Linked DNA regions of Homo sapiens: region 2 is linked to region 1. The links are chromatin loops, found by intact Hi-C in ENCODE. Cell type or tissue: CD4-positive, alpha-beta T cell. All regions are shown on one strand. Each heading gives the region's core, and the rest is flanking DNA. Links, peaks and the distances in the headings are about the cores only. Region 1 overlaps TRPM3 (transient receptor potential cation channel subfamily M member 3). Region 2 overlaps KLF9-DT (KLF9 divergent transcript).

Evidence for each region. Peaks named below come from ENCODE experiments on the same cell type or tissue, not always from the same donor. Only the 100,000 strongest peaks of a DNase experiment are listed, where the experiment ranks them.
Region 2: it touches region 1 in a loop (2.1-fold over the local background); 11 of 110 quality-filtered maps call a loop at or near these places.

The regions. Positions count from the first base shown.
Region 1 is chr9:70,562,296-70,565,210 of GRCh38, reverse strand. All of the region lies in intron 22 of TRPM3 (transient receptor potential cation channel subfamily M member 3), which reads left to right. Among named protein-coding and RNA genes, the nearest start is that of KLF9, 150 kb to the right of the region's middle. In CD4-positive, alpha-beta T cell, for the core only: no CTCF peak of the experiment used is centred there; DNase peaks (open chromatin) are centred at 1,320 and 1,700; H3K4me3 peaks cover 761 bases; H3K27ac peaks cover 1,876 bases.
Region 2 is chr9:70,496,041-70,498,955 of GRCh38, reverse strand. All of the region lies in intron 3 of KLF9-DT (KLF9 divergent transcript), which reads right to left. Among named protein-coding and RNA genes, the nearest start is that of KLF9, 83 kb to the right of the region's middle. In CD4-positive, alpha-beta T cell, for the core only: no CTCF peak of the experiment used is centred there; no DNase peak of the experiment used is centred there.

The DNA.
Region 1 (2,915 bases), core at 295-2,794:
CGTTGTTAGCCCACTATACAAGGGTGTGCTGTCACCCAACTATTTTATCATATTCCTAGCAGTTCATATGCAGCATACATTTGGACACATAGTCCCAACACAAGAGCCAACAGCTGCTTAGATTCTAAGCGGAATGTGGACTGCCTATTGTCTGGATTCTTGGTTGTTTGAGGAGCATCACTTGAAGCGTGAAAAGCTCAAGTTTTAACAGTAAACAGAGCTTGGGATCCAGAGGGCACAGAGAGGAATTAGTGCCTGCAGATCAGAGAGATTCGAGCCTGAACCGTGAGCTGTAAGTACAGATGTGTTTCTTGCATTGTCTCTTACCAGGGGATTTGTAAATAATGTCAGCAGGAACTTATTTGCTTATATACGCATTCCTGAATATTAGGAGCCACATTGATCATTTCTGTAGATATCATATAACCCCTCAGGCACAATGCAATGGGAGTCGACAAGAGCCATAGATTATTTCTTTGGAGGTGGTGTAGCCTCATGTCCCCTGATGTGCATTTACACATAGACATGCAGTCTGGCTCACTGGACTGATCCTTCCAGGCACAGAGAGCCCTGATATGAGGTTGCTGGTTCTTTTCCTAAGAAGGCCCCTCTTGAAGAGGGCCCTGGCTCTTCCCTCTTTGAATACTCTAATACCCTAAATATGCATGGGCTTCTGAAAAGTAATACAATTCCATTTTAAACAGAAACAACAAGCATATTCCTTAGTGTGTGGCCTGTAGGCTGAGGTAGTGTGGACTCACAGGGAAAACCTTCCACAGTAAAGGCAATGAGAATGGACTCCAGCTCCCTTCACCTACAGGGGAAGGGGTGCCTCCTCCTGCCCTCATTGCTCAGAAAGGTGTATTGTTGCGTGTCAGGGAGTTGTGATGAATTATAGGTAGGTGGACAGCAACACAAAAATCTGAAAGAGTAACTTATTTTATGTTTTCTCTGAAATTTTTCTGTTGTTTTGGTTTGAAGAAGGAAAGAACTTATCTAATCCTATTTCGTATATGCAAATATCAAAAGGAAGGTGTAATGATGATGATGAGGCAAGCCCTGAGTAAAACTGAGTTAAACACAATTATTTCCATTCTTCTAACCCTTCCCAGAGCTTCCCTCTCCCTTCTCACAGCCCCTCCCTTCTCTGATGAAACTACTAGGCAAGGAAACTGATTCCTTCTGAAGTCTTAGCGACTATGTTCTCAACCAGAGAAAAATGTTGATTGTAAGAAAACAAAACTACACAGAGTAGGTTCAATAAAGACTGACTGTAAGTGCCTAAGAGAAAACCACAGAGGCATTCAAAGACAGGAAGCAGAGCACGACATGCGTGAGCTGACTGGGAACAAAACCAGAAGTGGTTTTGTAAAGTCAGAATCAGAAGACATGACCACACTCATCTGCTTTTCTCTATACTTCTCTCCTGCCTCAATCAATAATCAATCAATCATTTCTCTCTTTCTCTCTTGCTCTCTCTCCCATTTCCTTTCTCCCTTCCTCCACCATCCCTCTCTCATATGGCTTGCTTTACATGACCCAGTGAGGTCAGGCTCTATATGTTCTTTAAGTACATGCCATCATCTAACTTAAGTCTCTGCACTTCTGTTTTATTTCTAAACACAAAGAGTCTGATTAGTCACTGGCCATTCAATGAACTCACTCCTTCTTGGTCAATGGTGGAATCTGCTCCAATCATCTGTAGCCTGAATTGGGTGAAAGGAGAAGTGAAGAAATGAGGAAAGGACTTTGTCAGCCTGAAGGACGTAGGGCTACCTCTTCCAGCTGTGAGCAGGGCAAGGGAAATTTAGCTTGTTTATCAGGTATCTATCAACACAAAAATGATACAGGAAAAACCACCCTAGAATTCAGAACTTAACGCCATAAGCACGTATTGAGCTCAGAAGACTGAGAGTTGGCTGCATGGTTCTTCTGGTCTGGGCTGGGCTCAATCACCTGCCAGGAGGTCAGCGGGCTATCACCTCCTCCAGAACAGCCTCAGCTCAGAAAACAAGCACCTAGAAGCAAAGGTTCCCTGTGTTTCATTCTCCAACAGGCTAGCTCATGCATGTCTCTTATGGTAATGGCGGAAGCCAAAAAGTGGAAACAGAAACATTAAGGGCTTTTCCAAGGTTCTGTGTGGGTCACATTTGCTAACATTCCATTCACCAAAGCAAACCACATGGCCAAACTCAGAATCAAGAGGTGAAGAAAGAGATCCCACCTGTTTAGTGATAGAAACTCTAACATCACATGACAAAGCAGTGTGGATCCAGGGAGGGGAGAGAAATTGGGGCTGTTAATGCAATCGATCTCCTAATCATGACAGCAAACCCACTGGCGTGTACAATAGGCTAGTTTAGATATATATTCTTCCAAGGCAAGATTTGCATAAAATATTTCTGATATTAATTCCTGATGCAAAATAATGAAATACTAAGGTTAGAATTTTGAAGCCCTCTTCAAATAAATAATTTTTGTTTCCAGGTAAAGCTAGATATATAGGATAGGAAGAACATGGAACCAAGTAACAGGGAATTGAATTCTCCCCACTTCTCCCCCAGGACGCTCTTCCCCCCATACCTCCCCCCTGCCCAACACACACACAACATACCTAGATTTGCGACATCCTGCTAATTTACTGGATTAAAAAATGAGACATTGAGCTTAATAGTGGGTTCTGAATAGCTCAAAGCTGAAACTGTGTGCACATAGCAGATAGACCAGAAGCCAAGATGGCCCTGAAGAGTTGGAGGCTATATCATTGGTCCCTTTTTTTCCCCAGGTAGGGGCTGAATTCCATTTAATGCAGTGGGAGCTAGTTTGCTTTTCTACCAGGAATAAAAAGATTAAGGTTCTACAAGTGGCCTACAGTTGGCTCCTGGGATAGATGATTCAGTTTGGGGCAAATTCAA
Region 2 (2,915 bases), core at 137-2,636, 66 kb after region 1:
AGTATAAAGGCAAGAACACTTCTTGGAAATTTGCTACAGTAGGCCAGGTGAGGAGTGCTCATGAATGGGAATGAGTGCAGAGACGGGGCCAGCAGGCCACCCTCACCTTAATGCAAGTCAAACCACAGGCCTTAGAGAAGCCCAAGGGTCAGGACTTTCTGCAGCATCTGCCTTTGCTTTTAAGGGAGCTACAGATTTGTAAAAGTCAAAATGCCTCAAAACAGAATGCTGCTAGCCTGGCCTGATTTAGAGAGGCCTAGTTGGGGACCCTAAAAGGAGACATGCCCACTTCCAGGTGGCTGCATGCCCAAAGGGAACTTCTGCTACAAAATGTGACTCTAGGCCACCCTGACAAAGGTCAGGCACTTGGGATGTGGCAGCCGCTCTTTAGCTCTTTCCTTTTGGTTATTTCTCTAAGACTCAGAATAATTCCTTCAAGGTGTAAATCAGCCCTTCCCACTGAAACAAACTAAATCAAAAACACAGAAAGAAAAGCATGCACAGCACAGAGATGAGATTACCAAGGAAGATCACCTCGGCCTAGAGCTGCTTTTTGATCAATCAACGCAGGCAACTTGGGGCATTGGGCAGCATGGGGGCTGTATATCCTGCCTGGAGTAGAAAGCAAGCATAGAAATAGTAGAAGCCACTCTACAGGGTTTTCTCCTTTGAGAAAAGCGAGATTTAGGATCCCCAAATCCATCCCCCTCCAGTTTCCTCCTCCCCACATTGACCTGCCTTTTTCTCTTTATTTCTGTCTCATCTTCCCTCCCCAGTTTGCCTTTCTTGCTCCCTCTCTGCTCTGCCTTTTTCTTACCCCTCCATCCAAACTTGGCAATAACAGAATGTACCTCTGGGTCAACCTCAAAGAACCTCTAGCAGACAATTTATGATCATCTCTTCCCAATCCCCATCCTAGTATGAGCTGGGCAGCTGTCCCTGGAAGATGGCTGAGTTATCCACAGTCACTTCTTCACATATTCCTAATACCTCATCACCAATCAGGAAAATATTTGGATTCTGTATGCCAAGCCTGCTTCTGCCTGGCTCTGCTAGCTTCCGTTACTGATGACACATGGGGTGAGGGGTGGGCCGGTGAACCTTCATGCTGGCTGCAATCAGTGGGACATTCAGCTACTCACCCCACCCCAGCACAAAATGAGACATAAACATTGGATGCCACCAACAGGTGCAGACCAGGCTGCGGAGTTCCAAGGGCAGAGGAGGCTGGGAACCCAGGGAGGCTGGGAGGAGAGGTAGGAAGACAGAAGGAGCACCCCAGGTCAGTGTGGATGAGTAAAGAACCCCAACCGAAATTGTTCAAGGCCTTGTTGGGGCCAGTGAGTGTGCTGGCCAGCCTGAAAGGAAAGCTAGAGAGAGAAAACTAGAAAACTCAATTGGAGCCAGTGTAAAGAGGGCCTTGAATGCTAAGACCAGAGTTTGGAATTTATCTCATTCATAATAGAGAGACATGGAAAGTTGTTAAACCGAGGAGGAACACTATCAGAATGTGTAAGAAAGTATCAAAAGACCTTTCTTGGCCAGGCACGGTGGTTCACACCAGTAATCCCAGCACTTTGGGAGACGTAGGTAGGTGGATCACCTGAGGTCAGTAGTTTGAGACCATCCTGATCAACATGGTGAAACCCTGTCTCTACTAAAAATACAAAATTAGCTGGGTGTGGTGGTGCATGCCTGTAATCACAGCTACTTGGGAGGCTGAGGCAGGAGAATTGCTTGAACCCAGGAGGCAGAGGTTGCAGTGAGCTGAGATCATGCCATCACTCCAGCATGGGTGATAGGAGCAAGACTCCATCTCACAAAAAAAAAAAAAAAAAAAAAAAACAACAACAACAACAAAAAGACCTTTCTTGTTTTAGCACAATTAGTACTTGGCCCATGGCTGAAAACAGCAGTTGCTGAAGAACACAAGGGGTGAAAAAAAAGTGGGGCCAGACCCTGCACTTTGGGCCATCCCTGTAATCCCAGTGCTCTGCAAGCCTGAAGCAAGAGGACAGCTTGAGCCCAGGAGTTCAAGACCAGCCTGGGCAACACAGCAAGATCCTGTCTCTACAAAAAAATAAAATAAAATTATCTAGGCATGGTGGCACATGCCTGTAATCCTAGCAACTGGGGAGGCTGAGGTGAGAGGATTGCTTAAGCTTAGGAGTTGGAGGCTGCAGTGAGCTATAATCACACCACTGCACTCTAACCTGGGCAACAGAGTGATACCCTCTTTCAAAAAGACAAAAAATATGGGGCCAGATGCCACATGCCCCTGTGGTTTATTGATGGGTCCCATTAGAATGCCACCACCTCAAACTATATGAGCACTTCTGCTGGGCAGGGGTCAGAGAGTCAGAAGAGATGAGCCTGGGAAAACATAGTGGCTTTTCCTCCTTTGGGCAGCCAGGGATATACACCCTCTTTCCCCTGGTGTTGACAAGGACTCCAGGAGACGCACACATGGAGATCGAGGAACCTGAAAGAGGAGAGGCAGGAAATCCATTCCCTGCTTAGGCAGCAGGTGTTTATCTCCTTCTGAGCCAGGAAAAATGAAATAAGAGTGACAACAGGTGGAGAGAGAGGGGACCTGGGAGAACCTATGTTGCCACCACTTGGTACAATATTGTGTCAGCTTCCTGTGGGTCAGGAGGACAACTTGGAAAAAATAGCTGGGCTTAAAGATAAAAAAGACTACATATTGTATGATTCCATTTATATGAAATATTCAGAATAAGCAAATTCATAGAGATAGAAAGCAAATTAGTGATTGCCAGGGGCTAGAGCAAGTGGGAGGATGGGGGGTGACTGCTTCATGGAGGGGTTTCCTTTTAAGATGATGAAAATGGTCTGGAACAAAATAGCAGTGATGGCTGCACAACACAGTGATTGTACTAAATGCCACTGAATTG